Regions from separate parts of the Mus musculus genome. Here all the other regions are linked to region 1. A link is a loop called in an ENCODE intact Hi-C map of the cell type or tissue named here. Cell type or tissue: left cerebral cortex. All regions are shown on one strand. Region 1 has its middle 2.3 kb from the start of Dhrs3. Region 2 overlaps Tnfrsf8 (tumor necrosis factor receptor superfamily, member 8). Region 3 overlaps Vps13d (vacuolar protein sorting 13D). Region 4 overlaps Vps13d (vacuolar protein sorting 13D). Region 5 overlaps Tnfrsf8 (tumor necrosis factor receptor superfamily, member 8). Region 6 overlaps Vps13d (vacuolar protein sorting 13D). Region 7 overlaps Vps13d (vacuolar protein sorting 13D).

Region 1 (4,000 bases):
CGTGCAGGAGAAGTGGGGGGTCCGGGTGTCAGTTTCTTCTCGTGCACAGCTCGCCCTCGCGCGCGCCCGCTCTCTCCGGTTCCCTCCTCCCTCTCTTGCAGCCCGGGCTGGGAGTTGCCGCTCGGTGTGGCTCCCTCTCTTCCCCCCTCCCCTTTAGTATTTATTGCCTTCTTTTTTGTTCTTTCCAACTTGGTCGGGCCCGTACTGTGGAGCACTCGTGGATAGGACGCCCTAGTCTGCACCGCCCTATTACTTCGTCCGCGGGGCAGCTGCGGCGTGGACCGAAAGGGCGCCCCCTCCTTTTTTTTTTTTTTTTTTTTTTTAATACCCCATTAAGTCTGATTGACAGTTAAAGTTGTTGGGAGGCTTCACTATCGTGCCTCTGAGTGGCTGCGGCGACTTCCCCTCCCCCTGCGCCGTGGCGGGGCACGCGCCTAGGCGCGCACCCGGTCTCGCTGCGTCTCGCACTCCCCTGGGACTCGCTTCTCATTTCTGCAAGCTGGAACTTGCTGCCCTAGTCCCCGAGGGCTCGCAGCCGGAACTCGAACACGCTGCAACCAACTCTGGCAAGCCAGCTTGCTGTATCAGACCTGGCTCCCAGCCTGGGCCAGGTGACCACCCCTGAGCGGCCGGGCAAACCGAGGGGAAACTCGCGCATGCCTTGATGCTATTGGGTCGCCAAGGGTTCATTTCAGGTCACTTGGTCATTCTTCTGCCTCCAGGTAGGACCAGGAGGTTATGTTTCATCATTGCCTGATTCCCATTTTCCTTCAAAGAGTGTACATCCGAAGTTGTATTAACGTGAAGTCTCTCACGTTGAGGTAGAGGGACCCCTTGGGAGGCAGGATTTTGCTTTGGGAGAAAGGGGAGCAGGGCAAAGGACCTCTAACCCCAGGTGCCAATAAAATCCCCATAAGATTAGCTGGGAGCTTATTTATTGCTTATCTGGGCTAGAATTACCTTGACTGACAGCAATTTCCTTAATAACAGAAGCCTGTAAACAACACGTCTTCAAAGCTATGCCACTGTTCAGTTCATCCAGTGTCCCCTCTCTGGGTGCCCTTACCCCGCTGACCTTTTGGGCACCCACCTTGTAACCTCTTGCCCACCCCTTGTAAGAACGTCTCCCTGTTGGGAGGGCGGGACCCAGCTATTTAGACTTGCCTGTTGCGGGAAGTCTAGGAGGTGAGTCATGAGAAGCAGGCCCAGTTAAAAGTGCTGATGAGACTTGCCACCCGCCCCCTCTGCACATCCCTGGGCGGGAGAGGGAGAGACAGCCAGGGAGCCTGCCCTATAATCTGGGGCAGCCCTTTCCAGCCCTGGACGTGTTCAGGCTGGGAGTCCTGGGCCTCAGCCCCAAAGACTGATCCAGCAGGCCCTGGGTGCACAAGGAACTAACTGTGCTTTTAATATTCCCCGCCTGGGTGTGAACAAATCCCTTTGAGAAGTGCTGATTTGGGGAGGGGGTGGAGATCACTTCCTCTTTTGCCAACTACTGTAGTTCTGGGGAGAAGTTGTCATGAGAACTCTTAGGTTTGGATGAAGGGGCAAGGAAGCCGTTCTCCTGTGTGGAGCTCCTGCGATCTGGTCTGACATTCCACCCTCCAGCTGACCTCGCCTTGGGGACTTTGTCATCCTATTTCCCAGGTTACCCAGCCAGGAAGTACAGGAGGAAGAGATTCAGTCCAGACCTAATTTCTCTTCCCATCCCACCCCACTCTGGCAAGAAGGCAGGAGAGAGGTGGAGGACAGGCTTGGCCAAGAACTGCAGTGAAGAGTCCCTGCAGGCTCCATTCTTCTTTCTAAAGGACTCTCCAAAGGGCTGGCCGTTGCCTTCCTTAGATCCCACCCCACCATGGTGGCCATTTCGTCCATCTTCCAGGTCTATAAAACAACAGGAAAGAAATGGCAGTCAGGGAGGGTCGGACTCTTGGCGCCCAGCGGTTGCTAAGGCCTATGTACAAGACACCAAGTAGGGGAGACCCCCAAAAGGCTGCATAGCTTCTGCCCTCATCTATTATCCTTGGAGACGCCTAGTGGCCAACATGGGACACTGCACCTCTAAGCTACTAGCGTTTTCAACACTGGTGGGGCTAAAGAGCTATTCTTTTTGCTTAGGCCTTTCACTCCATGTAAGGCTAAGGACTTGTAAAGATCACAGCCTCTTCTCTACCTGTTTCATAGCAAAGGTTACTAACACACGGAGATCCAGCCATTCACAGAAAGACACGTATGTGTTCATCCTGTTCAGATCAGATGCTAGACCAGCTGAGTGACCAGGAGGACCCTTGTCCATGTCCCACAGGTGTATGTTTGGGACAGAGGTGGAAAGGTACTGTGAACCCCAGTGGATCTTCACACGTGTCTTATACACACTACAATTTCCCAAATGGTCTGGGGAGGTGGGTGTTATGTGCCCTCTCAACGCAATTAAGGAAACTGGGCCCAACAGATAAGTAAGCAATTCATTCAAGGCCACACAGGCTTCTCCCTGTTGAGTCTGAGCTGGAGTCAGAGGGGAGCAACAACAACAACAACAACAACTCAAAATAAAAGAATTGCCCCCCCCCAAACAAATTAACAAAACAAACGACCAAACAAAAACCGGCTAGGCAATTCCAAAAGCAACTGTCAGATGCAAGGTCTGGCCAGATGCAATGGCCCTGTTTCTACTTGGTCTACTGTCAGGATGTGGATTTTGTGGTCCTGGTATCTGTGAGCTTAAGGCTTCCCCCAGCATCAGCTTTCCAGAGATGAGCTGTCACTGTCTTTATCCATTTCCCTCCCTACACCTCAGTTCCCAGGAAGATAGGGGTGGGGGAGCACGGGGCTAAGGCTGCACAACTAAGTAGGCTGGTTTCAATAAGAAAGTTGTAGTGTGGAATATGTGTCCCCTTTCTCTCTTGGTACTGGTCCATTCTGCTTCCTTGATGCAGGAGATACTAAGTCTAACTCTAGAGAGGAGCTTGAAAATTTTCGTCCCAGCCTTGGGCGGAGGGCCCCACACTTTTTTTATTTTTTCATCCCCCTCCTGACAACGTGAAAGGAGTCTTTGTGGGCTTGGTGGGAGAAATGAGCAGAAGTAACTTTTCCATGACTCAGCCCTGCTGGGGCTGGGCACAGCTAGGGAGGTGCAAGAAACAACTCTCCTATAGGGCCAGTTGGAACCCTGTGGCGGAGCTGCCTTCCAACTTTCCTGGTTTGCGATTAAAGACAGTGAAAAGAGGTTGCTGGCCTTACAATTAGAAGTAGGCTGCCTAGGGACTTGGGAGATGTTTTGGTGGGTAAGAGCACTTGCGGTGTGCGCCGGCTTAGGTTTTTAATGTCAACTTGACACGAGCTGGAGTCGTCTGAGAGAAGGAGAATTTAATAGAGAAATCATCTCTGTAATATAAGGCTGTAGGCAAACCTACAAACCTGTAGGGCATTTTCTTCATTAGTGAGTGACGTGGGAAGGTACAGCTCATTGTGGGTGGTGCCATCCCTGGACTGGGGGTCTTGGATGCTATAAGAAAACAGGCTGAGCAAGCCATAGAGAGCAAGCCGATAAGTAGCATGATTCTGTGGCTCCTTCATCAGCTCCTGCCTCTAGGGTCCTGCCCTAACTTCCTTCCATGAGAGTCTATGATGTAGAAGTGTAAGAGAAATAAAGCCCGTTCTCCCCCAATTTGCTTTAGGTTATACGATTTTATCACAGCAGAAGAAACCCTGATTATAACACTGTGCAAGCGTGGGAACCTGAGTTTCGGTTCCCAGGATCAATGTAAAAAGAGAGATGTGGCCATGTGCTTCTGTAATCCCAGGGCCAGGGGTGGAAGTAGGCAGGGCCAGTTGGTGGATGGATCCTTGCTTGGCAGCTGGCCAGTCAGCCTAGCTGGAAAACAGCAAGCTCCAGGCTCAGTGATGGACCCCATCGCAAGGGAGTGAGGCAGAGAGGGACAGGAGAAATTCCAAGTCCTTTTCAGGCCACTGTGTGTGTATACACTGCCACACATACTCC
Region 2 (4,000 bases), 380 kb before region 1:
CTAAAATGAAGTATTTTAACTAGCCCATATAAAAGACACACAATCCAGGTATCTTATTTACAAGCCATAATCCTAGACTGGGCAGATTTGGGGCTATTCTAACTTATGTCCCAGCCATATGTCCCTTGTTACTTGATGTTTTTCCCGGCCATGTGCTCATGGTTCATGTTTTCTCATGATGGCCTTCTCTAGTCTCTGTGTCCTTTCTTCTTCCCTCTCTCTACCTGCAAACCCCAACCAGGTAGCTGAAAACCCGCCTACTTCTACCTTTTGCCCAATCACGGGCCTTAGCTTTTTATTGACCAATTAACTTGAGGAGCAAGGTTACATAGCAAATGTGGTACACATGAGGATCTCCTCATGCCTTGTGATCTCCTTGTGCGGGGTGGAGGTAGCCAGATGGTGGGAGCCAGGATTTAGCATTTGAATACAAGCAGCATCCGCCTAACCTCCTACAGTAACCTCTTCTTAGTTGACCCCAGTAACTGACCTCTGGTCCCATCTGTTCTTTTTGGTACCAGGGATTGAACCTGGTGCCTTTTACATACTAGGGGAATGCTCTACTACTGAGCTAGTCCACTCACCTTTGTTTGGTTTAAATTTTAATTTTTAAAATTAAAAGCTGTGTGTGGGTGTGTTTGAGTGTGTGTGTGTGTGTGTGTGTGTGTGTGTGTGTTTGAGTGTGTGTGTGTGTGTGTGTGCGCGAGTATATGTGTGTGCATGTGTATGTGTGCATGTGTATGTGTGTGTGTGCATATGTGTGCACGTGTGTACACAGAGGCCAGAGGTTGAGTTGGTTATTATGATTACACTCCACCTTACATCTTGCAAGGATCTCTCACTTGAACCCAGAGCTCACTGATGGAATTATTAGCTAGCTACCTTGCTTGGGGATCCCCAGTCTCTGCCCCCTACATGCTGGGGATATAGGCTGCCACACACACACACACACACACACACACACACACACACACACACACACACACATACACACACCCCTACACAGCACTCATTTGGCTGTTGGAGATCTGAACTCTGGTCTTTGTGCTTGTATAACCAGCACTTTTCCTTCTAGGTTATCTCCCCAGCCTTGTTGTTCTCTGGATTGTTTTTGTTTTGTTTTATTTGTTTGTTTGATTAAACAAACAAACAGGGTCTCCTTTAGCCCAGGCTAGCTTTGAACTGGCTTTGCAGCCAAGGATGGCCTTGAACTTCTGACCCTCAGGGCTTGTAGCCTTTGATATTACAAGCCTGTGATCCTGCATGTGGCCCCTGCTCCCTTTTTTCTTTTTCTTTCAATCAGATTCTTTGTCTGTTTGTTTGTTTGTTCATTGTTTTTGTTTTTTGTTTTTGTTTTTCGAGACAGGGTTTTTCTGTGTAGCCCTGGCTGTCCTGGAACTCACTCTGTAGACCAGGCTGGACTTGAACTCAGAAATCTGCCTGCCTCTGCCTCCCGAGTGTTGGGATTAAAGGCTTTTCAATCAGATTCTTACTGAGTTACCGAAGCTGGCTTGAACTCACTCATTCTGTAGCCCAAGCTAGCTTTGAACTTGCCATCTTCTTGCCTTGGCTTCTCCACATTTACAGGTCTGTGCTCCCCAGCTTTCATCTTTCGCTAGCCCCTCAGATGAAAGTCCCAGCAAACCTTGATGGAGGATGTGGCATGGCACCTGAGACCCTGCTCTCAGCTCTGGAGCCCATGGGACACACAGTTCGTCCCTTTCTCTTGCCCTTCCCTCTCATGTTTCTTACACTTCTCTCTTTCCTGGGTGTGTGAGAAACCGAAATAGAAGAGCTGCCATGGTGCAATGCTCTCGGACATGCCGGGGCACTTGAGAATCTTCTGGGCTTCCTGAATCTGAGGGTGTAACCCAAAGGCAGGGGGTCCATGTGCCCCCTGCGTCTACCCACCCCCACTCCTAAGTTCCCTTTTGAGCTTCCCCATTCCATCTGCAGAATCCATTGCAGGATCAGCAGAGTGGTACAACCCCCAGCCTGAGGCCCAGTGAGTAGAGCTGGTTATTCTGGTGAATCTAGGCTTCTGCCTCCCAGTTGCAAAGATGGCTTTGTTTCCCTAAGGCTCCCTGACTCCCTGCATGGAAAGGCCATCCCAGCAACCCCCAGCATCAGCTTGTGTTGAGACTGTAGCATGTACTAGTGCTAGGAGCCTGGGCTACCCATTCACTTGACACTCATGATCCCCTCTGCCTTCTGGCAGCATGAGGTCCAGGGGCTGGGCACATAGACACATGGGGCCCCTGGCTGCTGTTGCATATCATCAGGACCCAGGTTTCTGGAGAACGTGGCCAATCAGCCAAGTTTGCCTGGACTGATGAAGCTCTTGGGACCTGGAACTCATCTGTCCCAGGCAAGCAGGGGCACACTGGTCACCCGGGGTGTTTTGTTTTAGGCATGTGGATGCAAGGGCAGCCAGGTGGCTGGATGCTTCCTTGGAGATGTCTCCTAACCTTACCTGCTGACCTCAGGTTCTTTAAGATTTATTTATTCTATATATATGAGTACACTGTCAATCCCATTACAGATGGTTGTGAGCCACCAGGTGGTTGCTGGGAATTGAACTCAGGACCTATGGAAGAACAGTCAGTGCTCTTTATTGCTGAGCCATCTCTCCAGCTCCCTGACCTCAGGTTCTTAACCATGCAGAGGATTAGATTAGTGGATGGTGAGGGGCTATTAGTGGGAGTGCTGGGTCTCAGAGATGGCACTTGAGAAGAGTGAGGGACATGTGTGGCTCTGATTTGTCCCCTGGTGTTCTTACTACCATCCTGCTTTTCTTTACCTGCTATTTCCTGGACTGACTGCATTCTGTCCATCTCTGATGACATGCCTAAGAAACCATGGGTAGCCCCATCAATACCTCTCTGTGTAACAGAGAGGCTGTGGTATCTGTGCGAAGTCACCCAGCACATGAGGTGGTCCTGGTCTCTCCTCTCTCACCCACCTTTTTGCCTTACAGAGAAAATCTACATCATGAAGGCCGACACAGTGATCGTGGGCTCTGTAAAAACTGAAGTCCCTGAGGGCCGGGCTCCAGCAGGGTCTACAGAGTCTGAGTTGGAAGCTGAACTAGAAGTGGACCATGCCCCCCATTACCCGGAGCAGGAGACAGAACCACCTCTGGGCAGCTGCACTGAGGTCATGTTCTCGGTGGAGGAAGGAGGAAAAGAGGACCATGGGCCCACGACTGTCTCTGAGAAGTGACAACCATTGTTAGCTGGGGCTAGAGAGCAGCTGAGTGTACCCTTGAGATCAAGTTAGCACCTGGGAAGCTACCACAACTTGAACTGAAGACCCAGCATCCAAGGTAGCCCAGAATGAAGCCTTCAGCTGCTGCCAAGAGCACTGGCCCCTGGGCCCCATCAGTGGGCACTCACCATCAGGCTGATGTCTACTGGGGGAGAAGCCACAGGCTTGATCCAAGCTTCCTTGCCCACACTCCTATGCCCTGCCTTCTCTCCTTGGGTCTCGAGTGATGGCTTTACTGCCATGCTATTAGCCTCCAGCTGTAGACATGGCTCCCTGTTACAGAACCAGCACCTATTGCTTCTACTCTTGAGACAGAGGGAAGTTAAAGAATGAATGCTCGTCATCACTGGCACAAGGATGGCCTGTACCCATCACACAGGGAGGGCAGAATGAGACCCTTTTGGCACAGCCTCCCTGTTCTATGGACCTCCTCAGCAGCTGCAGTGACCCCACCTGACAAGCACTGCTCAAGACTATGCTTTGCCCAAGGACTTCCTGTCACACGGAGATGGGAGAACTGTAGTCCTGGAGGTTCTTAACACTTTGTGCCATTATCTGTTCCACCCTGGAAACGAAGAAGCATTGTCCCAAAGCCTCCAGGATCAGGTCCAATGACACCTAGCTCCCAAAGGAAACTCTAGCAAGTGGGAGCCTATCTTTGAAGGTACCCTGCTGCTCACACTGCTTAGCCCACGCCCACTGTGAGGAGGCCGTTCTGGTGAACATACCTGAA
Region 3 (4,000 bases), 130 kb before region 1:
TGGCATATGGTTGTGGTGTTTCTGCGTCTATAAGATAGATGCAGAATTACAAAACATGTAATTGCAAAGAAGGAAGTGGCAGGCAGACATGTGTTTTCTCTGAGTTTGTTTCAACTGTCACCCATTTCCTATTACTGTGGTTTTCTTAGCAAATTCTAAATGTGGCATCGAAAGCCTTTGGAAATACAGGCCCAGTCAATTTTTCTACCAGTGTCCCCCAGCCACACAGAAGGAAGTGCTGCCCCCATTCCTGACCTAGGTACTTCCGCTCATACTTCTGCAAGCACCTGTGGCACTGGTCATATGGCCAGTGATGTGTGACTCACTGTCAAATGGCCTGAGTGTCAGAAAAGCAGAGGGGCCATCTAGAGCCCACTGGCCCATAGTATATTCAGTGATGGCTAGCAGCTTTGACCAGACCCTAGGAATCATTGATACGATGACAGTCCCCTAGTCTATCAGTCACAACTGTCTATATTTGGAAGAAGGGAGGTCACTGTTTTATAATGATGTATGACTAGTTCTAAGCTTAGGGTACAGTGTTTACAGTGGAAGGCTTTTCTGAGCCCTATCAGTTGTAAAGTGGATGACCAAGTATCAGGCAGGGTGTAAAACTGGGCTAAATTAATCTGTTTATAAAATTTTAAAGTAAAGATTTGGAATAATCCTTCTGGAGTAAAGATTAAATTGTCTTTATTAGCTGTAATGTAATACAGTAGCAAGTAGAGCACAGTTTTAATTAATGTGAAGATTTTTGCTGTGTCTAATTGCTATCCTCTCTTCAGAGAGAGGTGGCTGGCCTCACTTTTTGGATGAACACAGCTATGTACTAAGAAGCTGGGTGATTGTTCACAGTTGCCAAATCACCTCCAATCAAAGATTGTCCTTATGCTATCCACAACCCCTCCAGGAGCCACTTAGGCCAATCTGAGCCCAGAACCAGTACCCGCCTCATCCAAGAGGGCACTGAGCTCTGGGCAGTGTGAAAGGAGAGTCTCCTTTAGGAGGAAAAGAATCACATTATAATAAGACCAGAGTCTATCTAGTCTCCTTAATTTGGAACTGGAGTCCTGGAGAAGATCAGATGGCTCAGTGAACAAACATGGTTGCTGCTAAGCTTGACAAACTGCATTCAATAGCCAGGACCCACATAATGGAAGGGAAGAACTGACTCCTATAAATTGTCTCCTGACTTTCTCATGTGGACTTTGGCTTGTAAGTGTGCTTGTGTGAGCAGGTGTCAGTGTGAGTACGTGTGTGTGTGTGTGTGTGTGTGTGTGTGTGCGCGCGTATGCATGCTCACATACTCATAAAATAAATGAATAAAAAACTGGAGTCCTATTTGATCTGTTGAAGACCACCTCCTAAGTCCTAGTTGTTTAGCCGGAATTCTGTTCTGAGTTAGGATAGGAATGTTGCCTCACTGGAGCAAAAAGATCCTGAATCTGAAAGAAACTCTATGAATTTCAGGGACACTCTCACCCAACCAGTTTCCTTTCCTAATTTGTCTCACTAGAGCTGAAGAGTGCAGAGAGCTTCCTCACACCCCAACTGTCAGAGGGTAAACATCCTGTGAGTGTCCCTGGCCCGAGTCCTAGAAATGGTCACTGTACTGGGCCTGCCTCTTCCCTGCAATGCTTGTGACCTCACTAGCCTTTGCCAACTTGTGGACACTTCTGGGCCTACTTCAACCATTGCTGTCAGCTTTTAAAATAAATGCTTGAATGCCTTTTCAATTAGATTGGTCTTTTAAGCTTGATACAACCCCAAGGGTCTTGGGTGGTGTTAGCAGCTATTTGGGGTGCCTTAATGAATTCTTCATTGTTTACCCTAATGGTTTCAGCAAAGCATGCAGTATTACACAAACCATGTCAAACATGTGGTGGTTCTCAACTTTACATTTCAGAGGCACTTAAACCTTTCCCAAGGACCCTGTTTCCTAGTCTCCTGTTGCTTTATCCCCTTCTCTGCATCCTCTCTTTATTGCCTGTATGCTGCTTAAGACTTGGAATAGAATAAAAAAAAAAAAGGACCACCATTAGCTTCTCACCTTTGCTTTCATTAAAAACATTGACTAATGAACTGATGACTTTTCTGTAATTTTTTTTTTCAGTTTGAGGCAGGGTCTCACTTATTCCAGGCTGTCTTTGAATTTATGTAGCTGAATTCAAGATGGCCTTGAATTTCTGGTTTCTGTTCTCCACCTCCCTAGTACTAGGATTACAAGTGTATGCTACTGTTTCTGGTTTTATGTAGCAATGGGGACTGAACCAGGGCTTTGTGCACTAGGCAGGCCCTCTACCTACGACACTCTTAATATAGCCCAGGGGTTTTGTTTTGGTTTTGATTTTCTTTTTTTAAAATTATCCTAGACATGTGTTCCTTCTAACTCACAGACTATTACAGTGTCCTCTGATTCTGGACTTTCTAGACAAGTCCCTTGGGTCTCTTGACTTGTGGCCTGTTTAGAGATCAACAAACTGCCTTTATCATTCCAGATGCAGAAACTAGAAATTTGGTTTGAGATACTGTTGGCTTTGACCTTGGCCAGGTGACAGTGACCTTGTTTGGTTTTGTTTCTTTGTTTTTCTCACTAGGTATCATTGGTGGATTGACCAGTGTTATAACATCAACAGTGGAAGGTGTAAAAACAGAAGGAGGAGTCAGTGGATTCATATCTGGCCTTGGCAAGGGACTCGTTGGCACTGTGACCAAGCCAGTGGCAGGTGCCCTGGATTTTGCATCAGAAACAGCTCAGGCAGTGAGAGACACAGCCACACTCAGTGGTCCCAGGTCAGTGTCATGGTGAGAGTTGATCTCTACTTTTGAGCTCAGGTCTGAGGATTCTGTAGTCCACATAGATGTGTTTGGTAATAGTCTGTATGACTTAGTTATGTTGTTTAACTTAAACATGTAGCAGAAATATCTTGACTTGTGCAATAAAAATATATAAAAAGGAGGCACACCGTGGCATGAAGAAGGGATAGTATATGCTTGTAATTCCAGCACTGGGGAAATACAGGTAGAAGAACCAAGAGCTTAAGGTTCAGTTTAAGTTCAAGGCTATCCTGGGCTACATGAATCCTGTTCTCACTCCACCCACCTACACAAAAAGTGGCACAGGTTTTTCTTTAAGTCGATAAGATACTATGTTGAAAATTGATAAGAAAATGCAATGTCTGGTTCTTTCATCAAAGAGATCAGTATTACCATTGTATCATTATAAGTTCCCCGAGCTAATTGTACCCCTTAGGCCATCAGCCTACTGAAGGCTGGTTGGTGGTCTTTGCTCCTAGACCCCGTGTAATTCTAGTATATGAAGTTGCAGTTAACCACATGGGTTGTTCCTTCTTAGGTTTCCCTCTAGTCAAAAATGCCAGCCAGTCCTCCAGCCTTTGGAAAAGGAGCCAACCCCACTTCCACAAGGAAGCTGGTCATTCTGCTATGAGATATTGACTTGTCTTGATACCAACTAGAACTAAAAATTGGAGATGGCCTATGTCCACAGAACCCAGCCACTTTAGCTTAGGTGTTTGTTTAATGGTCTGCTTTAGCTTCCTGTCTCCAAAGAGACAGGAGGGTTGCTGTTCCTAGAGGGGCTCCACTAAGCCCAAGGAAGTTCACTGCAGCCTACATAGTTGATGATCCCCAGATAAAGCATTGTACCTGTTTAGAAGCTGGTTGGCTATGCCTATACCTGTTGCTTCTTCAGTAAGATTCAAAGACATGTCAACCCCAATTAAAATGAGTGCCATTGTCTGCCATCGGGGAACTTCATCAGTGACGTGTTGCTGCAGTGGAAGTGCTTGTGATTATAGACCAGGTGCCAAAATGTCTTCCGTCTGGAAATAGCTGCTTGGGGTGTGTGGGGCAGTGGTGGTGGTAAGGTGGAGGCTGCACACAAGTTAAGCTACATTCTATTCTCAGATATAAAGCTAAAACAACCCTGATGTCTATTTTGAGGTATGTGTGGAGCAGTGAAGATGGTCAGGCAGTAGAG
Region 4 (4,000 bases), 260 kb before region 1:
TTATCTGTATGAGTGTTTTGTGTGCATGAATGGAGTGAATTGTGTAGTGCCTGGTGCCCAAGTAGGCCAGATGAGGGTGCCCAACTCTATGGAACTAGACCTATGGGTGTGGATGACGGTGAGCTGCTATGTGGGCTCAGGGAATTGAACCCAAGTCCTCTGCAACACCAGGTACTCTTAATCACTGAGCTATTTCTTCAGCCCAATGTGTATTCATTTTATATTTATAGTGTATATAGTACTCAGATTATAATGGTATATATTTTGGTACATTAAGTGTTGAAAGAAAATATGTAAATTCAAGGACATATCATCAGTGTACATTCATGTTGTTAATTTGCTCTAATAAACATTGAGCCTTGTCTAACTCTTTAGCCCAGGCTGACTCTGAATTCGTGGTCCTCTTGTCTCCACCTCCTAAGTGCTGGGATTACGCATATGCCCTGCTGCCCTCGGCAACATGGCATCCTTTGGTTGTACCATTTTGTCCCTGGAAATGGCTTTCTTCATGTGTCACAAAGAAACAAAGTAGATCTCTGGTTTCATTCCCCAGTGTGGATAGGGAATTACTACCTAAAAAGCCAGTTGCTCTTTCCCAGGAGAATGTAATTTTTATCCCACTTTGGACACACTTGGGATAGACTGTAGAACAATGTGATTATTCGAGCCATTGACAGATCCTTTCAACAGAGTAAAGTTAGGCTTGCCCTCTCTGAGTTGAGTTGGGCCAGTTAGGGTTGTGTGTGTGTGTGTGTGTGTGTGTGTGTGTGTGTGTGTGTGTATGTGTGTGTGTGTACATATGTATCCTTCTTCACAAGTAATTTCCTGATTTTACAGGACTAGAGGAAAGAGTAAGGTTATAAAATGAATGTTTTCAGAATCTTAGGACAGTGGCTCCTCTGTGAGGCTGTAGATGGTCACAAATTTGACTAGTATCAGTGGCTCGTAGGTGTGAGTCTTTAGGTAAGAAACCCTCCCCCAGCTCTCTTTGTCTTTTTTAAAATTAACTTTTGTATTCTGTATGTGTGGGTGTTTTATTTGCATGTGTGCCTAGTGCTCACAGAGGCCAGAAGAAGACATCACATCCCCTGGGACTGGAGTTACAGGTGGTTGAGAGTATGGGTGCTGGGAAGTGAACTTGGGTCCTCAATAAGACCATGTATTACTCTTAATTGCTGAGCCATCTCTCCAGGCACCCTTGTTCACTTTAATTGAGACAGGGTCTCATGCAGCCCAGGCTGGCCTCTAACTTGCCACGCTGCTGAGGATGGCCTTGAGTGTCTGATTCTCCTGCTTCTACCATCCAGTACTTGCCTTTTTTCTTTTTTTTTTTTTAAATGAAATAGTTTGGGGCAGGGAGCAGGTGAAATGATTTAGGTAAGCACTTTAGTGTTAAAAGTGTTTGCTTTGAAAACTTGGTAAACCAAGTTCCCTCTCCAGAACCTACTTAAGGAGGAAGAAGAAAATCAACTCCACAGTATTGTGCTATGACTTGTATACCTGCCAGAGCACGTGCATGTACATATATACACTGCACACAAGGATATAAACAATTTTTTAAAGGAAGCATTTTAAGGCAAATCTCAGGCTTTATTTCACTTCATCTTGTCTGTTTTGAATGTGTCTCTCTGAACACTTTGTCTTCCTATGTATCATGATGGTGTTTGACTCTCAGGAACGTCTTCACTCTGGTTTGCTTGCATCAGGTCCAAGCAGGCTCTGTAGCAGTTAGGTGCAGTATCTTTTAGGGCTCTCTGGATCTGCCCTGCCTCATCTGCCATGGTTTAATTCTGTGTGGAAACTGGCCAGTTGCCTACAGAGTGACCAACATGGTACCTTTGTCTTTCTGACCTGGAGCCAGTATTGCTGTGAACCACCCAGGCTTCCCTGGATTCTGGTCTTTCTTAGCTCTTCTTTTCTTTTGGCTAGAGCTTCCCAAGCAGGTGCTGTCAAGCACCTCCGGTTCCGTTGTGTCTGTCATACAAACGTCTGCATTTGATGAGGATGTGTGGGTGGCAAGAGCCTGATCGCTCACTTGTAAAATTCCCTGTCAGTCTTTTCTGTTGCTTCATTCCACTAATGAGCTCTGTGGGGATGAAGATTAAATTAGGGGTTATAGAACGGTCACTTTCCAAGTCTGTCAAAATTTCTGTACCCGAATTGCGATCCCTCTGTTAATTGCCCTTAATTAGTAAAAAAGATGTACTTGAAAATATTTTTAAATAAGAAATTCTAACTAAAAGAAAGTAAGAAGCCGGGGGTGCAGCTCAGTGACAGTGTTTGCCTATTGTGTTCTGGGTCCCACGCAAGTGCCAACAATGGAAACTGTAAGAGAGAAAGAAATATATAATTGCAGATATGCATAACTTTTGAAAAGTACTAACCGTTGTTTGTCCTGCTGACTGCTGATCTGCGGTAGTTTTAGAGTCTTGTTTTTCAGTCCCGTGCTGTGCCCACATTAGATGTTTGGAAGTCTCCTTGCTTTCTGCAGTTATTTTGTGTGGTTAGAAAGAGTGGCTATGTTGACTGTATCTAGGGAGTACTTGCTGCACATAGATGTGTGTAGATTATTCTACGTGTGGCTAGGGAGAGCTTTGTAAACAGAAGTGAGAAGGAAAAAGAAAGGACAGGAAAGAAATGATGGTCCTTGATGCCAACTAACTTAGAGCCTTTTGGTAAACATAGAAATACCAGCTGAGAATTGAGGGTCTGTGGGATGACAATAGAGTTGGAGGGAGCTGGTGAGATGGCTCAGTCGCTAGGGCTCTTATGCTCTTCTAGAGGACCTGAGCTCAGTTCCCAGCATCCATGTCAGGGAGCTGTCAGCTGCCTTTAACGTTCCTGGGGGTCTGTGTGGGGGTGGAGCCTGGCTCTTCTAACCTCCATGGGCACTTGTACCCATGTGTACCCCCAAACCCCTTGTGCATGCCCCCACCCCCACTTTCCATACACAAAATTACAAATACATTTTAAATGGTTCTGGAGTAACGGGCTGTTCCCTTTGAATGCAGGTGGTGTTAGCCAAGCACGTGTACGAGCAGGTGTTACAGACGATGGACAACCTCGTGTACAGTGAAGATCTGAATAAGTTTGCAGCCAGTGCCCCGACCTCCCCCTGCCCTAACTCTCCCCTGCCCCAACTCAGTTCCTGTGGAGAACCTTGTGTGGAGAAGAAGGAGAATGGATTGTTCAGCCACTCCAGCTTTTCTAGCACTTCTCAGAAGTCCTTGTCTGTGAAGGAAGCCAAGGCCTTCACTCAGATTCAAGCCAACTTCTGTATATCAGAGTTGCAGGTTCAGCTGAGCGGTGACCTGACTTTGGGGGCCCAAGGGCTTGTGAGCTTAAAATTTCAGGATTTTGAGGTGGAGTTCAGTAAAGACCATCCACAGACCTTATCCATCCAGATCGCCCTGCGTTCACTCCTCATGGAAGACTTACTGGAGAAGAATCCAGACTCTAAGTACAAGAGCCTGATGGTGTCTCGAGGGGCTCCCAAGCCATCTAGCTTAGCACAGAAGGAATATCTCTCTCAGTCTTGCCCTTCGGTATCCAGTGTGGAGTATCCTGACATGCCCCGGTCTCTCCCTTCCCACATGGAGGAAGCACCCAACGTCTTCCAGTTGTATCAAAGACCCATTTCCACATGTCGGAAAAAGCCAAAGGAAGCCCAGGACAAGAGCTACCCCCAGACTCCACCCCCTTCTCCCTCAGTGGATGAGCCCAATATGCTTGTTGGGAAGAGTAAATTTGATGATTCCTTGGTCCACATCAATATATTCTTGGTGGATAAAAAGCATCCAGAGTTCTCTTCCAGTTACGGTCGCATTAATCGAAGCATCGACGTTGACTTTAACTGCTTGGATGTGTTGATCACCCTGCAAACCTGGGTGGTGATACTAGACTTTTTTGGGATTGGGTCCACTGCAGACAACCATGCGATGAAAGTGCCCCCTGAAGGCCTTCTCCAGAACGTGAAGGCAGAGTCCAGTGCTTCTATGGA
Region 5 (4,000 bases), 400 kb before region 1:
CAGGACTTTCTGCTCTAAGAACAACTGCTTTTACCCACTAAGCCGTCTCCCTAGCCCCACATTTATTTGTTTGTAATCTATGTAGTAGTAGCAGACATATGGGCTGGAAGTGAAGGTTACCCTCACGCTGCCCCTTTCATGCACATCAGGAGAACTGAGGAGAGGCACAGAGTGACAGCCAACTGGTCTGACAGAGGGTCATGTGGCATCTTACCTTCATCCTGGATTGTCCCTGTGTACACTGGACCCCCACCCTTGGCTCCCCTCTTTCCCTTCCATGACCCTCTCTGTGTCCCTCAGGCCTTGTGGAGAAGGCTCCGTGTTCCGGGAACTCTCCTCGAATCTGTGAGTGTCAGCCTGGCATGCACTGCTGCACACCAGCAGTCAATTCCTGCGCCCGCTGCAAACTCCACTGTTCTGGAGAGGAGGTTGTCAAGTCTCCAGGTGAGTGTCCCACAGCTCCCACAGCTCCCACAGCTCCCACAGCTCCCACAGCTCCTTAGTAGCTACTGTTGTGCCCGCCACAGGCCTCCTAACCTTCCCACCACTGTAGGATAAACAGGTCGAAGCTTCTCTCCCCATGCTGTGATGTGTGCAGCATCCGTTCGGGGTTTCTGCTGCTCACTGCTCACATCTGCGTCCTGTCAGAGGTACTCTACTGGCAGAGGCCCACGCCTGGTTAAAGGAGGCTGTGGGCACATTTGAAGCTTGGGGTCAGGGATGATTCTCCGGTGGTCCACAAGTAAGTAGGAAGCCTCAAGTCTCTACCCTGGGAGTTATCTGACAAATTAGAGCTACCTTCCCTGCGTCAGAATAGGACATTTTATTGGAGAGAGGAGTACTGAGACATTAGGCAACAGATTAAAGGCAGAGAAATTACTTTGCTTTGTTTTTTTCCCCCAGTTTGCCTCGTGACATCAGGCCTTACCATCTCCCGTTTCTAATTTTTTGACAATACAAGGGAGGAGGAGTTCATGGTCAGAGGAAGAGATAAGAATCATGGAACTTCACTGGTTGCCATTAGAAGTGGTGTTTTGGAGGCTAGGCTGATTCCATAGTGAGACTCTGTTCTCAAAAAAGGAGGTGGTGGTGTGCTTTCTAGAAGGGAGACATGGAGGTGGGGGTGCAAAAAGGACAGTACAATCACATAAACTCCTGGTGGGGCAAACCGATGGTGAGGGGTGAAAATTGCAAACCCTTTTCTCTAACCGGTGTCCTTGGCTTTTCTGGCTCCTAGCTTCATGGGCATTTTCCAAGTTCCTGAATCACAGAATGCTCTCTGTACTGTGGGACCCTGTCTGCAATCAGAAACGTAGCTGAGGGCTGGGCTATATTGAAGATTTTTACCTGTGGATGGGGCCAGTTCCTCTAACTCTTTCTCCTTGCTCATATGATGAGGAGATGTTACTTAAAGGCCTCCGTGTTTGTCTGTCAGACAGATTCTCAACCTTCCAGCTAGCATGGCTAGGCTGTCTGGGCAGAGTTCCCAAGACTGCCACATGGGGGCAACAGAGGCCTGTCTCTGAAGTCCTGCCATTGCCATGTGTAAAAAAAAAAAAATGCTTAAAATGTGGCAGGTCTAAGTTAAGATGTTCTGTCTATAATGCTCAGTAAGTTTCAAAGACCTACCATGTAAGCGAGAATACAATGTATCTTTTTATATTTATATTGGTTACCAACTGACATAGATCATTATGTTGTTAGATTATTTCTTTCTGAGACCCGCTCTCATTTTGTAGCCCAGGATGTCTTGTAAGTCACTATGCGGCAAGACTGGCTTCAAAACCACAGTAATCCCCCTGTCTCATCCTCCCAAGTGTGGGTATTAAATGTGTGAGCTGTGTGTGCATGTGTGTATGCATGCATGGACACACGAGTGTGTGTGTGTGTTGGGGACTGAACTCAAGGCCATTCATGTCATACAAGGACTATACCAATAAGCAATACTCCTAGCACAAAGACATCATTAAAATTATTTATTTCTTTATTTATCTTTTGAGACAGAGTCATTCTGTTGCCCAGGTTGGATTTGAACTTCTGATCTTGCTTCCTCAGACTCCTGACTGCTGGGATTACAGGCATGTGCCACTACACCCAGATTCATTTTTATTTTTCGATTTATTTATTTTATGTATATGGGTGTTTTACCTGCACGTATGTCTGTGTACCACATGCATGCCTAGTGCCCACAGAGGCAAGAAGAGGTTATCGGATTTCTTAGAATTGGAATTATAGAAGGTTGTGAGCTGGGGATTGAATCCCATCCTCTGAAAAAGTATCCAGTGATCTTAACTACTAAGACCACATCCCTCCTTTTATTGAGACAGGGTCTCATTATGTAGCTGTTGGCTGACCTGGAACTCACTAAGTAGACCAGGCTGACCTGAAACTCACAGAACTGTTCACTTCTCAAGTCCTGGGCTTAAAGGTGTGCGGTACTGGCATAGTGACACAGCACATTCTGTCAGTGGCCCTGCCACAGTCACCTGACCTTGTTCATCTCTGGAGCCCCTGTGGACTCTCCCAGAAGGCAGCTCTGGGAGATGTAGGATTTCCGGTTGTGAAAGGGGAGAGTAACTTCTGTTTCAGCATAGCTCACAGATAGCCAAACACTCAAGGCTATTATGGACTTTCTTCGCAAGCATCGCGTGTGTGCAGAGCAGATTCCATCAGCTCCTTTCTGTGGGTAGGGAGTTTGACACCCAGAGATGGCAGATGAGCAGCCCAAGAACGTAGAGCCAGGATTGGGTGCTCAGCTGAGCTGCGTCAACTTCATCGCACTGCTGACCTTGCTGTGTTCACCTCCACTGAAGTAGTTGGGGCATCTTCCAACTCATGTGGGTCACTCCCTCCCTCGGAGATGAGATTGGCGTTGGGGTGTGAGAAAGTACAGTACAGGCAGTAAGGTTGAGCGCTTACTGTTTATTACCTAGTATGACAGACTTGTTTTCATGTGGTTGTTTATATAAACAGCAGCCTAATGAAGACTGTTATGATCTCTTGACTGCCTGGCTTAGTAAGAATGTGGTAGAGATGGAGGGCAAACCCAGGAGTATCTGATGGTGGGTGTGTGTCTGTGTGTGTGTGTGTGTGTGTGTGTGTGTCTGTTTGTGTCTGTGTGTGTGTGTGTGTGTATATGTGTATGTGTGTCTGTGTGTGTGTGTGTGTGTGCACCTGTGTGTGTCAGTGTGTATTTATTTGTGTATGTTTGTGCTTGTGTCTGTGTGTGTATGTGTTGTGTGTGTCTGTGTGTGTCTGTGTGTGTGTCTGTGTGTGTCTGTGTGTGTGTGCCTGTGTGTGTCAGTGTGTATTTATTTGTGTATGTTTGTGCTTGTGTCTGTGTGTGTGTCTGTGTGTGTGTCTCTGTCTGTGTGTGTCTGTGTCTGTGTGTGTGTCAGTGTGTATTTATTTGTGTATGTTTGTGCTTGTGTCTGTGTGTATCTCTCTATGTGTCTCTATGTGTATGTGTCTCTGTGTATGTTTATGTGTGTGTGTATCTGTGTCTATGTGTGCCTGTGTGTCTTTCTGTGTGTATATGTCTCTTGTGTGTGTGTCTGTGTATGTATTTGAGTATGTCTTTGCGTGTATCTCTATATGTATCTGTGTGTGTCTCTTTGTGTGTGTGTGTGTATCTGTGTCTATTTGTGCCTGTCTTGTGTGTCTGTGTGTGTCTCTCTCTGTGGGTGTGTCTGTGTGTTTCTGTGTGTGTGTCTATGTGTATGCATCTCTGTGTGTGTTACTGTGTATGTCTCTCTCTGTGTCTCTGTATATATGTATCTCTATATATGTATCTCTGGGGGGCACAAATATAATTATGTGTCTGTCTGTCTCTGTCTGTGTGTCTGTGTGTCTGTCTGTCTGTCTGTGTTTCTGTAGCTGAGTGTGAACATCTGTGAGCGTCACTGACCAAGCCAAGTGAAGGGATAGATCCTCCTCACTCCAGAGTGAACAGATACTGGGAAAGCCAGAATCTCTGTCTCGGGGTAGCCATTGTGTCCTC
Region 6 (4,000 bases), 130 kb before region 1:
TAGACCTTGTGCTCTGAGATAATCGAGTGCCTGTGGATAACTTTGTTTCTTAATGAGAAGGAGTGGCCTGTCCTGATAAGTGTTTGTCCGTGAAATAGCTACACAGGCACATCCCAGAGCTGGAAGGCCTCAAGATTCCAGAGAACAGAGGGAAAAGCAAGGTCACAGCTTGGAGGTGCTGCTGACACAGAGCGAGCATCTGGCCCAGCTTTCAAATGCCTTACTGTTCTCAGGGCTTCCCTGTTGGGTCTGTGTCCTCAGGACTGCATAGAGTCAAACCAAACAGAAGTGGAAACAGCATGCTCTGTGTTCTGTAGGCAGAAATATGGGGGTTCCTAAATATCCCCTTTTCACTAAACCCAAACTTGTACCTTTTCTTTTCCCTTTTTCCTCTACAGTGTGTCCCCATTTGTTCCAACCCTTACAGTTGTCCAACTGACAGAGCAGTTTGCCTTTTGTCAGTGACAGATAGTTACTGGTTTAGGGTCATTATTTCCTTTAACTTTCTGTTCATAAGTATTTCAGAAAGGTTCAATGTCAAGACAAAACTCCCAGAATATTTTGGAAGCTTTCTGCCCTCCCCTTTCCTTCTCTCCGTGTGGTAATGCTACAGGTTGAACCTAGGCAAGTGCTCTACCGCTGAGCAATAATTCCCAGCCCCAGAACAGATTTGTTGTTTTGTTTTGGTTTGGTTTGGTTTGGTTTGGTTTTGTTTTGCTTTTTATTTGCAACTGTTTTCATGATACCAAACAGAAGAAAGTAGGACCTTAATTTTGAAGTGAGTCAAGTCTCAACCGACCTGAAGGAGGTTTTTTCGATAGCACCAGCAGAGTTGAGACTGACTCTAGAGTGTAAAGTCCCAAACTGCTGCTGAGAAACTTGCTAAAATTGATGAGCAGTCCCTGGGTCCAGTGCTCTGCTTCAGCTACCTCTGCTACCCGTCAGAGCAGTCTTCTGAAGCAGAGACGTGCAGATGGATAAACTGGGGTCTAGATGAACTAGATGACTCTCCCTGTTAGTGACACACAAATGCCACTGCTCTGTTCCAGCATGCTGGACTCGTTGGCAGCACCACCCAGAACTCCCGCCAGCCTGTAGCACAGCATGGCGATGGCCATTGTGATTGTGTGTCCCGGGCACTGCTGAGTGAACTTGGAACTGTTGCTGGTCATGCTGCAGTTGTACAGTCTTGCTCTTGGCTGAAAAGAAAACCTCTCCCCGATGCCACAGAGTTCTGTTACTTCTTTCTCTTTTCCTGTGAAATGCCCTGGTGACAAGAAAGATACTGTCACCAGCAGTTTGCAAGGATCTTAAGGAGGAACTTTCCATTAGGTAAATAACTGTGAAAGAAGAGCCCCAGAGAACAGGGAGAAACTGAAGCCTAGGATCCTGTTACACTAGCCAAATACCTTTGGCACCCATGCTTGCTGAGTATCATGCTAGGGTCAGGGAAACAGGCAGGACAGAGCCGAGGGACACAGTGTGAATTCTCTCCCTCTATGCCATTCTACTCTCTACTTAAATTTCTGAAATCAGTGGTTCAGAGCCAGGTCCCCAGCCTAGACTAACTCAGTGTTTCCGTGTGTACAGACAACAGGATTACTTTGGAATGAGAAGTGTTGATGCACAGTGTGTGTTAGCTGTTCAGGAGAATGGGCACCTTAAAGTACTTCTGAGGGTTTTTACCCCTGTGCTGAAAACACTGCTTTATAGAACTTAATGACTTTGGACTGTGGCCAAAATGCACAAGTGTGTCGAGTGCTGATGCTTCCGTCAGCTACAGAAGGGAACCCACTGTAAGTGCGTGAGCAGGTTTCTGAAGGACGTTCTGTTCCTTGGCACTTTTCTTCTTAGCTAGGCTGACGGTCACTTGAAGATTTAAGTGTTTTGTAGGCTTGAGCTTTTTTTTTTTTTTTTTTTTTTTTTAAAGAGCTGGATTGACTTAACTCTGCAAATCCCCTCTGCTGTGGAGGTGTCGATTGTAACCACCATAGTGACGACTCACTCACAGATGACCTCCCAGATGCCAGTAGCTTTTCCAGTGCTAGCCCAGTGCATGCTCTGCTCCACAGCTGCCAGGTCCCTCTGCAGACAGCATGCACTACACTAGAGGATCCTGTCATGTCATAGTGGCCTTATCAAATGCGTTTACCATTTTACAGGGGTTGAAGCTGCTCAACATAGTTTTAATTGTGTGTCTGATATATCATCTCTCCTGCAGTAAGTGCTCTGCCACCTTTTCCAACCTCATCAAATCCTTTAAAGTGGATTTTTTTTTAATGTTCATCTAGGGGCTAAGAGTTAAGCCCCTGCCCATGGTCTCTCTGCTATTAAGTGTCACAGACAGAATATGAAGTCAAGTGTGATTGTCTTTCTGTTACAACTCACACACACACACACACACACACACACACACACACAGCCTCTAGGTGGCCCCCGTAGCTCTTGGACTGCTGCCTGTAGACTAGCCACATATCCAAGCTTAAGTCGCTCACATCCTAAGTAAGGACTTTGGTCCTTTTCTCTAGAAATCTCTGAGAGTTGTATCTCCTCTGAATACTCTGGGTGTCAGACGCCAGCATTCCTTAGTCTCAAGACAGTGAGACAAGGGGGTAAGGTGACTGTACCCTGGGTCAGTCAGACCACTTCAGCGCTCGCTGACATTGGCTTGTGAGCATTCCGCCCTGTTGATGATTACCTTCAAAGCTGAGGGCATGGTGAGGGAGTGTTTCCCAGCCACAGCCTGCATATCAGCTTCTTGTCTGTCACGGGGAGACTGGTCTATTTTGCCTACCCACTTGGATGTATGGTATGAGGAACTGACCTTAAAGATGTCCATGCATGGGTCCCCAAAGTGATAGGAGGTCACTGTCTTAATCCCTGTGCTCACAATCCCAGCATTGAGCAGGAGGATTGGGAGTTGTTTAGCAGCATAGGTTTATACAGGATAATCTCAAAGTCAGCGCAAAGGGCTGCTTTCTAGAAGGGCAGACTTTTATAATAGTAGCTTGTGAATATCTCTTTATGCTTTCAACTCACAAGTGATAAACAGCAAAACTAAATGGCTTGCACAAATAGTTTTTGTTGCAGAAGAGTAAGAATAGTAAATTAACTTAGATGTGGACATCTTTAATAACAAAAGTGAAGCTCCTAGTCAGGGTGTTTCATGCCTACAGTCTGAGACAGGAGAATCACCAGATTGGGCACACATAGAGAGACCCTGTCTCAAAAACAAAACAAAAACAGATGAAGCATCTGAGAAGCATTTGGAAGAAGCTGGCATTTGGAGAGGAGAGTGAGCTCTCCCGGGCAGGGACTTATTGGCACTGGGTGTCGGGCAGCTGTGGAAGAATGAGCCGCAGTCACGCCTTTGTCATAGGCTCCCTCCTGAGCTTCTGGTTTTACAGAGGGGATTTGGAAGGAGCTGGGGTCATGTTGGGCTTCGCTCCTAGATGATTTCTCCTACTCTCTCAGAAGAAGAAAAGGTGGTTCTTGTCTTTACCCTCACTAGCTCTTATAAAAGGTAACATGGCCTTCACTTACAATTTCTTCACAGAGTTTAGCTCTTCTCCAGCTGAGGAAGAGCTCAGAATGTGGCGTGGGTGCTCTAGGGTGTCCTGCAGATACTGTCGTTAACGTGCACCACACGGCTGTACCTCAGCACTTGTGGGGCTTTGGCGCAGGTGTTCAGACTGTGTCAGTGCTGGTGCTCCAGATCTGCAGTGCTAGCTGATGCATCTAGGTCATCACTGTCATTGTAATGAGACCTGGGGTTGCAGGACAGGACCCAAGGCTGGTGCTCATCTCCCCAGTCAAAGTCCAGTGCTTTGTAAAGACATGCACTGTGTAAGTTGCTTGAAGTCACAGCTGGAAAGTTTTGGAAGCCATTCTCTGAACACTGTAACTTTATAGGTGGTCCTACTCTGACAACTTGGTTTGGGGCTTCAGTTTATCTGCTGTGAAGAATAGGGTGTTAAAGTTAATTGTGGCTGACCACAAT
Region 7 (4,000 bases), 160 kb before region 1:
AGCCTGCAGTGCTGGGCTCTGATGCCCATGCCAATTCTGCTGCAGGGTCAACCTGCAAGTGCAGGGAACCTTTAGTCCAGCACAGCTCCATGAGGAGGGTCAGCACAGCCCCACTGCAGCCCACTGCCAAATCATCAGGTTTATATGGAATCTCCTGGGTTTTAAATGTTGGCCACCAACTCATATTAAAAAAAACAAAAGAAAAACTGACTAAAACCCAGCCTTGTGGGCTTGACAGAACACATGTGTGGGCCTCATGTGCCACAGCCTGCCAACTCCCAGCTTCTAAAATAGACCTATAGGTGATGAGACAGCTGTCTGCTCAGCGTCATCCTCTAGATAATAGGGGTGATGGCTTCAGTGAATGAAGTCAAGGGAGGGCTAGCTGGGACCAGGGGCAGCATCCTGAGAAAAGAGGTACAGTGCCTTTCTCCTCTCACCACTTTGCTGCTCAATCTGCCCTAATGTTGTATTTCCCAGGAGGCTGGAGATGGTTATAATTAGCTTGGGAGTAAGGGGAAAACCATGGGAAAACTACTGTCTTGCTAATATCCACAAGTATCCACTTGACTTATGTGACCTTTGGAATGGATTTGTTTGATAAAGTCTGTTCCCCCAGAACACTTGGCTCTCACCCAGCAAACCAAAGCTAAGCATTTCCTGCAAGTGTAAGACTTCTTGATTTAAAATCATCTTGTTAAAGATCACAGACCCCAGCATTCCTCTCAGCGCTCCCAGCAGAAGTGCCTGGTCCCTAGTCCTATGGGACTGATGCTGTGTGTCCTTTGCTATCCAATGGTACTCCTGGTATCGATGCCATGTGTCCTCTGCAGTCCCGGGTACCTAAGCCATGTGTCCTTCACAGTCCTGTGATACAGATGCCATGTGTCCTCTGCATCTCTTACTGGTGCAGTGTGTGCTCTGCTGGAGTGATTCCAGTCCTTCATGTTGACGGTCTTCCTGGTATTCTACTGAATTTAGAGCACTCTTAAGCAGATGCCATGACATACCTGTGTTTCAGCAGGATGTTGGGATTGGAACTTCAGAGTGGAGCTCTGGGGTTGTGGAAGTCACCATGTTACTATACCTTGAGTATTCCTCCTGGAGTCTGGGACTCCTTAGACAATATCACTTAGTCAGAGTTTTCTAACAGAGTAACAGGCCTTTATTAGGAGCTCTTAGGAAGAGCAATATACTCTTTCTGATGAATATGGAATCACTAAAAACATGTGCTTAGAAACGGAGCCCTCTCCCTGAACAGCAGTCACGGGAGTCTGTGTAAAAGGTAACCCTGTCTTAGTATTGAAGGAACAATTGCCTCCATTCTCTGGATTCCCAGGCAGGAGCGAGGCTGTCAGAAATGTTGGGGGAGGGGGTTCTGCCTATCCAGATTTACACTGAGGTACATTGTTGCCAGATACAGTGTCTGTCTGGTGACTCAAAGGCATCCACACTGTCCAGGTGACTGGAAGCTGTCTCCATCTGCTATCTTCTTTGGATTCGTGACTGACAGAAGAAGGGAAGCTAATATTCCATTTCATAGACACAAGAGCACAGCTGCCCCTCCCTTCTCCTCATGGTCTCTCTGCATAGAGCTTGCATGTTAGAGATGCCATGGCATATTGAAAAGCCAGGTAGCTTTTAATGGGGATTTCCTTGACTCCTTTAAAGATCAAAAGATACCAGGGGGTCTTTAAAAGGTTTCAGAAGGTGGCCTACAGCAGGCCTTTTCCCATTTAGAGCATTGGGGTATAACAAAAGAAGGACCTTAATTGAGCAATCTAGTTTGGAAGAAAACCCACACTTTAATGGTCAGAGAGCAGGGGGTGGGGGTAAGGGGGAGTTTCAAACAAAGACACTATTTAAAAAGCCTAAAACTGTCTTCTCAAAGGCTTGAAATAATTTGTTGGGAAACTTCAGACCCTTTACTTTTTCCCTTCCTCTCTAAATAAAAACCAGATTTGTTAAAAGGAAAAAAGATCCAGTATTGTTAATTGTGTTTCAGAAAGTGCCAGAGAGGGAAGTAGCCCCATAGTTTTAAACACTGTCCCCAAAGGGAAATAGGCACATGCCCTGCTTCACATAAACAGTCTCTATGTGCCATAAATAAACCTTTAGAGAATGAATTCCAGACAGTTTTGTTTAGTGTGGAATAAACTAAGAAAGGAAAGGACACGGCCCAGGGACTAGCTGTGATCTGAGGCCTCGTGGACAGGTATTTCTTCTTTCAACTTGGCGCCGTCTCTGGAAGGCTTCAGCCGTTTTGTCTGGGAAGTGGGAGTAGATACTTCTCTGTTTTATCAGGAACGTATGAGCACAGGTTGCTTTCTCCAGAATCCCCTCTGCAGCAGGAAGATGCTGCCTGAGTAAATCAGGATCAGAGCTGTGACCTACTATATGCAAGCAGTGGCTCAGTTCATTGGGAGGGCGCAATCCTATATGGCTTTCTTTTCCTCTCATGCCTTCTTCCACAGACCAGATCAGCCTGAAGGTGGCAGAGTAATTCATACCAACAGGCTGGCCCTGCGCCTCTGCAGATAAGGGACCCCAGACAGTAAATGACTAGGTGAAGACAGTTTCACTTCAGGACTGGGTACTTCCTTGGTTCCAGGGTAGATGGTGCCTGTTGGGAGGACTTTGCAGCTTGGTAGAGGTCAAAGGTCCCTGCAGCAATACACCAGTCTCTTTTAATGTTTGGTCGCAATGAGGAATTTGTGTTTTAGTGGGTTTTTGTTGTTGTTGTTTTGTTTTAACTTTCTGGCTTAAGCTTTTGTTTAATCATGCTTTCTAAATCTCTTCTTATTGGAGTTGCATTGGTAAGACCATGTCCTTACACTTTCATAGCATGATTGGCCTTTGACTATGAATAAGGAGTTTAAGCTGGCTGTCAGTTTCTCTGTCAGTGAAATGGGGGAAATTAGGCATGCTCTCTGCCGACTTCATGCCTACTCACTCTTTAGTGGGGAGCACGGCTGAACAAATGCAGAATGACTTTGAGAAGAAATAGTGGAGCCCTCTGGCTTGGGCGCTTTCTACCAAATAGGTAGTTGCTGTTGTGAAAACAGCACATTCAAGTCTAGGATTCGCTCATGGCTAGTCATGTGACTTTAGCTGTGCACTTAACATATCTTTAGTCTGGCTGGCTTTAAATTTAGTCTATCTCTCAGTTCAAAACACTTCCATCAAAGACAAGACTTTTATAAAGATTTTATACAATGGGAAGAGATTAAAAAAAACCAATAACCTGATAGAAATCTGGCCATCATCGGTGTTTAAAACCCCCTAGTGTTGAATTTAGCAATCTTCCTGTCTCAGTTTCTCAAGCACTAGAATTGCAGGGGTGTGCCACCACACTGGTAATTCAATGATGGTCTCAGCTCCTAAAATTCTTCCTTCTGATATCATCAGTGACATTCCAAGTACCAAACCAGTGCTCTCTCCCTGTCTTCGGCTCATCTGGTCTGGTCGGTATTTATTTGATTGTTTGTGCCATGTATCTTCTGTTTGGTATTTATTTAACTGTGTGTCTTCCTGTGTCTCTTCCTCTACTGTTGCTTTGTGTGTGTGTGTGTGTGTGTGTGTGTGTGGTTTTGCTTCTGTGAACTGTCTGATCCTAGCACTTGATCAGGTTTCTATCAGGTTATTGGTCTTTTATATCTTCACTACAAACTCTTTCTAAGTTTTGTCTTTGATGGAAGTAACAGTGTTTTTCAGGGTTTAATTTGCCTTTTTATTTGGCTGTGTGTGTGTCCTGTGTGTGTGTGTCCTGTGTGTGTGTGTCCTGTGTGTGTGTGTCCTGTGTGTGTGTGTCCTGTGTGTGTGTGTCCTGTGTGTGTGTGTCCTGTCTGTGTGTGTCCTGTCTGTGTGTGTCCTGTGTGTGTGTGTCCTGTGTGTGTGTGTCCTGTGTGTGTGTGTCCTGTGTGTGTGTGTCCTGTGTGTGTGTGTCCTGTGTGTGTGTGTCCTGTGTGTGTGTGTCCTGTGTGTGTGTGTCCTGTGTGTG

Evidence for each region. A loop is a pair of places that touch in the nucleus more often than their neighbours do. Peaks named below come from ENCODE experiments on the same cell type or tissue, not always from the same donor. Only the 100,000 strongest peaks of a DNase experiment are listed, where the experiment ranks them.
Region 2: a loop joins it to region 1, with 2.5 times the contacts of the local background. A loop is called at or near these places in 19 of 42 quality-filtered maps.
Region 3: it touches region 1 in a loop (3-fold over the local background); 10 of 42 quality-filtered maps call a loop at or near these places.
Region 4: a loop joins it to region 1, with 4 times the contacts of the local background. A loop is called at or near these places in 5 of 42 quality-filtered maps.
Region 5: a loop joins it to region 1, with 6 times the contacts of the local background. A loop is called at or near these places in 28 of 42 quality-filtered maps.
Region 6: a loop joins it to region 1, with 5 times the contacts of the local background. A loop is called at or near these places in 10 of 42 quality-filtered maps.
Region 7: a loop joins it to region 1, with 7 times the contacts of the local background. A loop is called at or near these places in 21 of 42 quality-filtered maps.

Annotation. Positions count from the first base shown.
Region 1 is chr4:144,888,807-144,892,806 of GRCm38, reverse strand. It overlaps a transcript of Vps13d not described here and a transcript of Dhrs3 not described here. Among named protein-coding and RNA genes, the nearest start is that of Dhrs3, 2.3 kb to the left of the region's middle. In left cerebral cortex, CTCF peaks have their summits at 239 and 2,041; DNase peaks (open chromatin) are centred at 1,286, 1,988, 3,058, 3,878 and 2 more places; H3K4me3 peaks cover 903 bases; H3K27ac peaks cover 1,905 bases.
Region 2 is chr4:145,268,213-145,272,212 of GRCm38, reverse strand. It overlaps Tnfrsf8 (tumor necrosis factor receptor superfamily, member 8), which reads left to right. Exons shown (of 13, transcript NM_009401.3): 13 at 2,978-4,000. The coding sequence ends at 3,222. Among named protein-coding and RNA genes, the nearest start is that of Gm36233, 5.2 kb to the right of the region's middle. In left cerebral cortex, no CTCF peak of the experiment used is centred here; a DNase peak (open chromatin) is centred at 1,874.
Region 3 is chr4:145,015,528-145,019,527 of GRCm38, reverse strand. Vps13d (vacuolar protein sorting 13D) reads left to right here. Exons shown (of 70, transcript NM_001276465.1): 67 at 2,598-2,793. Among named protein-coding and RNA genes, the nearest start is that of Gm36317, 54 kb to the right of the region's middle. In left cerebral cortex, no CTCF peak of the experiment used is centred here; a DNase peak (open chromatin) is centred at 1,598.
Region 4 is chr4:145,148,360-145,152,359 of GRCm38, reverse strand. Vps13d (vacuolar protein sorting 13D) reads left to right here. Exons shown (of 70, transcript NM_001276465.1): 21 at 3,012-4,000. Among named protein-coding and RNA genes, the nearest start is that of Vps13d, 45 kb to the left of the region's middle. In left cerebral cortex, no CTCF peak of the experiment used is centred here; a DNase peak (open chromatin) is centred at 1,912.
Region 5 is chr4:145,293,294-145,297,293 of GRCm38, reverse strand. It overlaps Tnfrsf8 (tumor necrosis factor receptor superfamily, member 8), which reads left to right. Exons shown (of 13, transcript NM_009401.3): 4 at 301-444. Among named protein-coding and RNA genes, the nearest start is that of Tnfrsf8, 20 kb to the left of the region's middle. In left cerebral cortex, a CTCF peak has its summit at 1,501 (motif pointing right); a DNase peak (open chromatin) is centred at 1,491.
Region 6 is chr4:145,022,672-145,026,671 of GRCm38, reverse strand. All of the region lies in intron 65 of Vps13d (vacuolar protein sorting 13D), which reads left to right. Among named protein-coding and RNA genes, the nearest start is that of Gm36317, 61 kb to the right of the region's middle. In left cerebral cortex, no CTCF peak of the experiment used is centred here; DNase peaks (open chromatin) are centred at 1,137 and 1,723; H3K27ac peaks cover 787 bases.
Region 7 is chr4:145,049,169-145,053,168 of GRCm38, reverse strand. The region is part of intron 63 of Vps13d (vacuolar protein sorting 13D); the gene reads left to right. Among named protein-coding and RNA genes, the nearest start is that of Gm36317, 88 kb to the right of the region's middle. In left cerebral cortex, a CTCF peak has its summit at 2,488 (motif pointing right); DNase peaks (open chromatin) are centred at 266, 1,471 and 2,451; H3K27ac peaks cover 592 bases.